Regions from separate parts of the Homo sapiens genome. Here region 2 is linked to region 1. A link is an interaction called in ENCODE POLR2A ChIA-PET data of the cell type or tissue named here. Cell type or tissue: PC-9. All regions are shown on one strand. Each heading gives the region's core, and the rest is flanking DNA. Links, peaks and the distances in the headings are about the cores only. Region 1 has its middle 21 kb from the start of ERAP2. Region 2 overlaps CAST (calpastatin).

Region 1 (2,924 bases), core at 137-2,636:
TCATAGAATAGGGAACAAACTTAAAAAGGCAAAACTCATTTTGCACACAGGCCAGTGGCAGATGAGAATTTGGAACTCACAGTGAACTGTGGCTTTGGAAAGATCACCCACTTCATGTAGTATTTTAAATGTGTTTTGTGAGCGAGTACCTAAGGTAGTAGAAGACACAGTTACAAGTATGATCAATCAACCTTAGGCTATTTAAAAGTTCTAAAAAAAAAAAAAGAAGCATGAGGACTTTTCTGCACCTTAGAAAAGTGAACAAAATAATACATGCTCTTAACAGTGATAGCAATTGCATTTGTGCCCACAGAGGAAGAAACATTCATTTATAAAGGACAGGTAAAAGATGGGTTTTGAAAGATGTCACCTCAGTGAAAGAAATCTGTGAATGCAGCCATTTCTGACTTTGTTCTGAGTCAAATAACCTTGTTCTAACCATTGCCTTCCCTCCCAAATCTTGAATAAACACAAACACACACACACACAGCTATGTTATCGAGCTAATTACTTTAGTTTCCTTATCTATAAAATATGGATAATAGTATCAACCTCCTAAATCTCTTATGAGAATCAAATGAGATGATCATGCAAAGACACCACTTAGCAGTGTCTATCTGGCAAATGTCATTATGAGACTGCAGTCAATGTTGCAAATTAGTACTATGTTTATGATTCAATAGATACCTCAAGTATGTAAACATACTTGAACTGGTCTGCAGTCCATAATTTAACTTGGATGTATAAATGAATCACTTTGAGCAGGTCTATGCACTCAAATCATTGAAGGCCAATGTGAAAAAACAAACAAACAACAAAAAAAAAACCTCTGAGCACTCTTAATTTTTATTTTTGTCTTATTTGTTCAAATGCCAAGTATAGGCATCTTACAATGATACCATGTGTGTCCCCAGAAAACTTCACATTTTGGAAAAATTGCACACTAAAAATAATAGGGTCTTTGGGAAAAATGCATTAATAATAAGATATTTAAATCCAATACAGGTTTGAAATCAAGACTCTAACACAAACAGTTAGAATCCTAATAAGAAATTATGCTATTATGGTTCAATTTCCATGGGCATTTGCCATAAAATTTCAGTCATTCCAACCCTTGTGGCCTTTTACCATGGAGTCATGCTTTATTTTTCTTTTAAAATGAATGTCCTTGAAACAGTCACTTCTATAGAAAGAAGTTTAACCAAAACTTAAAATACTATCCAAGGGTAGCCTTTTTAATCATTAATTTTCTTTTTAACATGAGAGAAATATCTTCAGGCTTCATCTTTTCTTGAAACTCCCCAAAGAGCTTAACATATAGAAAATCTAGCAGTTTTTCAAACCACTAAATAAGTCACATTTTACACAAATGAAAGGCATTTCTGCAGATTATATAGGTTTTATCTTAAAGTCTTAATATATTATGAAGTTTTTTCTCTATTAGTAAGAAAGCTTGACTATAATGGGTTTAAAACATTAGCATGTTGGGGGAAATTGCATAAACCCACATAACTTCCACTGACCTCAGCCTCCTCTTTACCAGTCATGGTAGAGATAATTAACATTAAAGAAACACATTATGGGAGAACAGACTATGATTGCATCATTATTATAATGACAACAAATGTAACCCTTATTTCCTATTAAAAAACACTTTCGATTAATGATAAGGAATGTTCTAAAAGACTAGATTGTTGCAGAGTTGAATAAATATCCATGAAATTGAGCTCTAAGAATGTAAACAGAGATTCTGTTGAAACTACTTTCACAGGATACATTGTCTATATCTCACACTGGAGACAATTTTGTAGCAGAAAAACTTTGGAGAAAAGAAAAAAAACCCAGGTGGGTGGGCAGCAGTGGAACCAGATGAACATTCTCTGTGGAGCTTCACCAGCGATTGCATAGAACTCTGTGATTTTACAGTGAAGACTGTCTGTTCCTTTCCATGACTTACAGAAACCAGGAACTTTGCTCCAAAGAAAAGGGCGATGGCATTTTGAAAACTAGCTAACCGTCAGAGGCAATTGCAGCGGAACTTTGGCCACCGTTGGATCATTTCCACTTCTCTCCCACTTACTTGACAGCCTGAGTCATTTTTAGATCTGATTTCACAGTCAAGAGTGAATCTGAGTCCCAAGACATCTCCCTGTTGGTCTTGTAGGTAAAAGGGAATAGAAAGATGTAGGAGAAGGGAATTTTCAGTTCTCAAATAATTTATGCAAGTATATACACACATACACATGCACACACATATGTGTATGTGTGAGCCTTGTTAACTGCAATGTTGGGAATGACTGTGTGTGGCCACGACCAAATTGCTGGGACACACAGAAGAAAGATTATTCTCTTTTAGTCACATGCAATAGTCGATCTTTCCTATAAATATATTTTGAGCAGGCCGGACACAGTGGCTCATGTCTGTAATCCCACCCCTTTAGGGAGGCCCAGGCGGGCAGATTATGAGGTCAGGACTTCGAGACCAGCCTGGCTAACGTGGTGAAACCCCGTCTGTATTAAAAATACAAAAATTAGCTGGACGTGGTGGCAGATGCCTGTAATCCTAGCTACTCGGGAGGCTGAGGCAGGAGAATTATTTGAACCCGGGAGGCGGAGATTGCAGTGAGCCAAGATTGCACCATTGCACTCCAGCCTGGGTGACAGGGTGAGACTCCGTCTCAAAAAAAAAAAAAAAAAAAAAAAAAAAAAAAATATATATATATATATAGAGAGAGAGAGAGAGAGAGAGAGAGAGAGCAAATACTTGACTATTAGTTTGAAAGGAACAAATTATTTGCATTTTTGAGATATAAGTATGTTTTAGTACAATGCTGTTTGAGCTATTTGACACCAACCTCTGCTTTCCTTCCAGCAAATTCAAACCCTACGTCGTATCTTGGCAGTCATCCTGTCCTTAAGAACAT
Region 2 (2,924 bases), core at 246-2,745, 120 kb before region 1:
CATTTTTTTCCTTCTGGGATTTTGGGAGAAAAGGCACATTATTTTATCCAAATTAATACAGGTCTCCTATGGAGCAAAGGCAACATTTACAAAAACTTTTAAATGAAAATATCAAACTTAAAATTGTTTTTTCTTGCAATAGATCACTTGTATACTACCTTGAGACTCATAGCCTCACTCCAGGAAGACACAGCACTCTCTTGCACCAATGAGGAATGCTTACATGAAATGGTTTGAAAATGGATACATTTAAGGCAGAAGATTAGATACGTTAAAATAGATTTTTAAATGTAATCAATGTTTTCAGTTTGGAAATGGATAGATTTAAGGCAGAGGATTAGGCCCGCTAAAATAGATTTTTAAATGTAATCAAAATTTACAGTTTTGAGCTAAATGTAAATTAACCAGTGTTATAAGTGAAAACTAAACAATAAAATTAGGAGAGGCTTATGTGGAAGTCTGCCGTGCATTGACTTGTGCTGGAACTTGCAGCAAGTCATTTTACTTTACGTTGCCTCTGATTCTTCTCCCATTAAATAGGATTTAATGACTTGCCTTCTTATTTTAGTACATAGCATGTTTAAAGTACCATAAGGCAGGCAGATCACCTGAGGTCAGGAGCTCAAGACCAGCCTGACCAACATGGAGAAACCCCGTCTCTACTAAAAATAAAAAATTAGCTGGGCATGGTGGCACAGGCCTGTAATCCCAGCTACTCAAGAGGCTGAGGCAGGAGAATTGCTTGAACCCGGGAGGCAGAGGTTGCGGTGAGCCAAGATCGCACCGTTGCACTCCAGCCTGGGCAACAAGAGTGAAACACTGTCTCAAAAAAATAAAATAAAAAACTAAATAAGGTACCATGGTTGGTTCTGCAGGATGCACTAGCTATAGGCTGGCCTGTCTAGGGGGTGGGGAAAAGACAATGTACCTGGGGCTGTATTTCAATCAGATGAAGAAAGGCCCCCACAAGGTGTTATTTGGTGAGGAATGAAGGGATTCTATCTAATTCAGGGAATCCACAAGAGCTTTGGAAGAGTAGATCCAAGTTCAGTTAGGCATGGAAGGATAGCTGGGATTGCAGGTGTTGAAAAGTGTAAGATGTGTTCTGGGCACAAAGTACATTCCAACGTGGGTGAAGCACAGAGGAAGTGAATGGTGGGGCTGTAAGACCAGAAAGACAGGTTGAGCACTGCTGTGGAGAACCCTAAGGTGAATTTGTACATGTGGTGATTCAGCTGACAGCGGGTAGCCTTTGAGAACCTGAGAGAACAGATGGGGTGATGCAATTGAATCCGAGCTGCAGAAGGATTAAGGGACTGCAGTTAGGTGGATGGGATAGAGATAGGAAGGTAGAAGGTTGGTCAGGGACTGTTTCAGTAGTCCTGATGAGTCATATTTTAGCCTAAATTAGAGCTGTGATAGAATAAGAAAGTGGGGAGTTATCCAAGATGAATTGCAGAGCAAAAATCTTCAGGTTTTAGGAAATGATTGACAGAAGTGGGCAAAGACAAAGTAAAATCTAAGATAACCTGGTGCTTCTGAGTCTGATTGCAGGAGGTTGGTAGCCACACGGTAAGGGAAAGGAGGCCCCTAAGGTGCTCATTGTCAGGTTTGTGCAAGTGCAGAGTTGGCACCTGAGAATGAGTGCCTTTTTAAATTGTGAGCTGGGCACCTTGCAGTCCAGTCCCTAAGTTCCCTGGGTACCATTGGCAGGAGTACAGATAGATGTCAGAGGAACTGAGGAGGAAAGAGGTGTCTCTAATTTTGGACAAGCTGAATTTAAGTGTTTGAAGTGTCCAAAGAAATATGTCTAGCAAGACAATTAAAATACTGTTTTCTAATAGAAAAGAATGAAGTAGGAGGAAAGGGAGAGGAAGAGAAAGAGTGGATGGAATAGAAAGATAGTGGGGAGAGAGGGAGGGGAAGAGAGACATTGAGAAGGAAGAGGAAGGTGGGGGAGAGAACATGAGTGAATATCTGCATGAGGTAGTGGCTGAATCATGGAAGTGGTTTCAATTATCCAGACTCAGGCTCACACCCTAGTGGCCCCCACAGTGTTTCTAGCATTGCAATTGTAACAGTCACTTATTTAGCACTTACAATTACATAGCAAGTACTTACATAGTGCTGAGCATGTGCCAAACAATGGTTTTCATACTTCGTATAGATTCACTTATCTAATATCTCCAAGGAGAAGTGACTTGCTAAAGCCTCAAGCAGCCATGCATGTCTCAACTGTTATGCAAACCTTGGCAGTCAGAGCCTGTGCTCTTCCTGTGCTTTGTTCCCTGAGTTTGGATACCTTCAAATGGGAAATGGTCCCCTTTTATCTTAAACCCAACAACTTCACCCATTTAGTTTCTGCCAGTCTCTGAAAGCATTTGCCTCTGGCCATAGAGAATGATTTTGGATAAGACCACCAGCACAGGGCAGAAATGTGCAGAGTGTATACAGTGGGGACCAAAGTAAAAGAGATGCCAGAGGTAATGGAGAACAAAGGGCATAGATGCCACAATAGGATCAGAATGGTGCCGAAAGGTGGCAATGGGGAGGGAGAGATGCTCCAAGGGTCAAATTTCAGAGATTACATCTGGATAAAAGCATGGAAACTGCAGATTGAAAAGTTGTTTGCAGTCTTTGATAGAGCAATGGAAGCAATGATGAGCGATCAACTCATTTTAAGGAAAGAGGAGGTGTTGAGATGCCGAAGTGAGGGATATGGAAGTCTTGATGTGTGGGGGCAAAGAGCCAGAGAGCAAAGCCAGAAGTGGCAGCCTATAGAAAGAATTCATGGATGTTGTAAAAACTGGCTGTGGGCCCTGGAGAAGAACAGCGAGGAAAGAAACAGTCTTGGATTCAAATCTTCATTCTGTCCCTTACTGTGTAACCTGAGGAAAGTGGCCTAATCTGAGCCTTGCTTTGCC

Evidence for each region. ChIA-PET counts read pairs that join two places held together with the same protein. Peaks named below come from ENCODE experiments on the same cell type or tissue, not always from the same donor. Only the 100,000 strongest peaks of a DNase experiment are listed, where the experiment ranks them.
Region 2: POLR2A ChIA-PET joins it to region 1 with 5 read pairs; 1 of 35 experiments calls an interaction of 5 or more read pairs at or near these places.

What each region holds. Positions count from the first base shown.
Region 1 is chr5:96,853,639-96,856,562 of GRCh38, forward strand. It overlaps a transcript of ERAP1 not described here. Among named protein-coding and RNA genes, the nearest start is that of ERAP2, 21 kb to the right of the region's middle. In PC-9, for the core only: no CTCF peak of the experiment used is centred there; no DNase peak of the experiment used is centred there; H3K27ac peaks cover 954 bases.
Region 2 is chr5:96,733,052-96,735,975 of GRCh38, forward strand. All of the region lies in intron 9 of CAST (calpastatin), which reads left to right. Among named protein-coding and RNA genes, the nearest start is that of CAST, 72 kb to the left of the region's middle. RefSeq lists an enhancer at 973-1,505. In PC-9, for the core only: no CTCF peak of the experiment used is centred there; a DNase peak (open chromatin) is centred at 1,200; H3K4me3 peaks cover 476 bases; H3K27ac peaks cover 2,332 bases.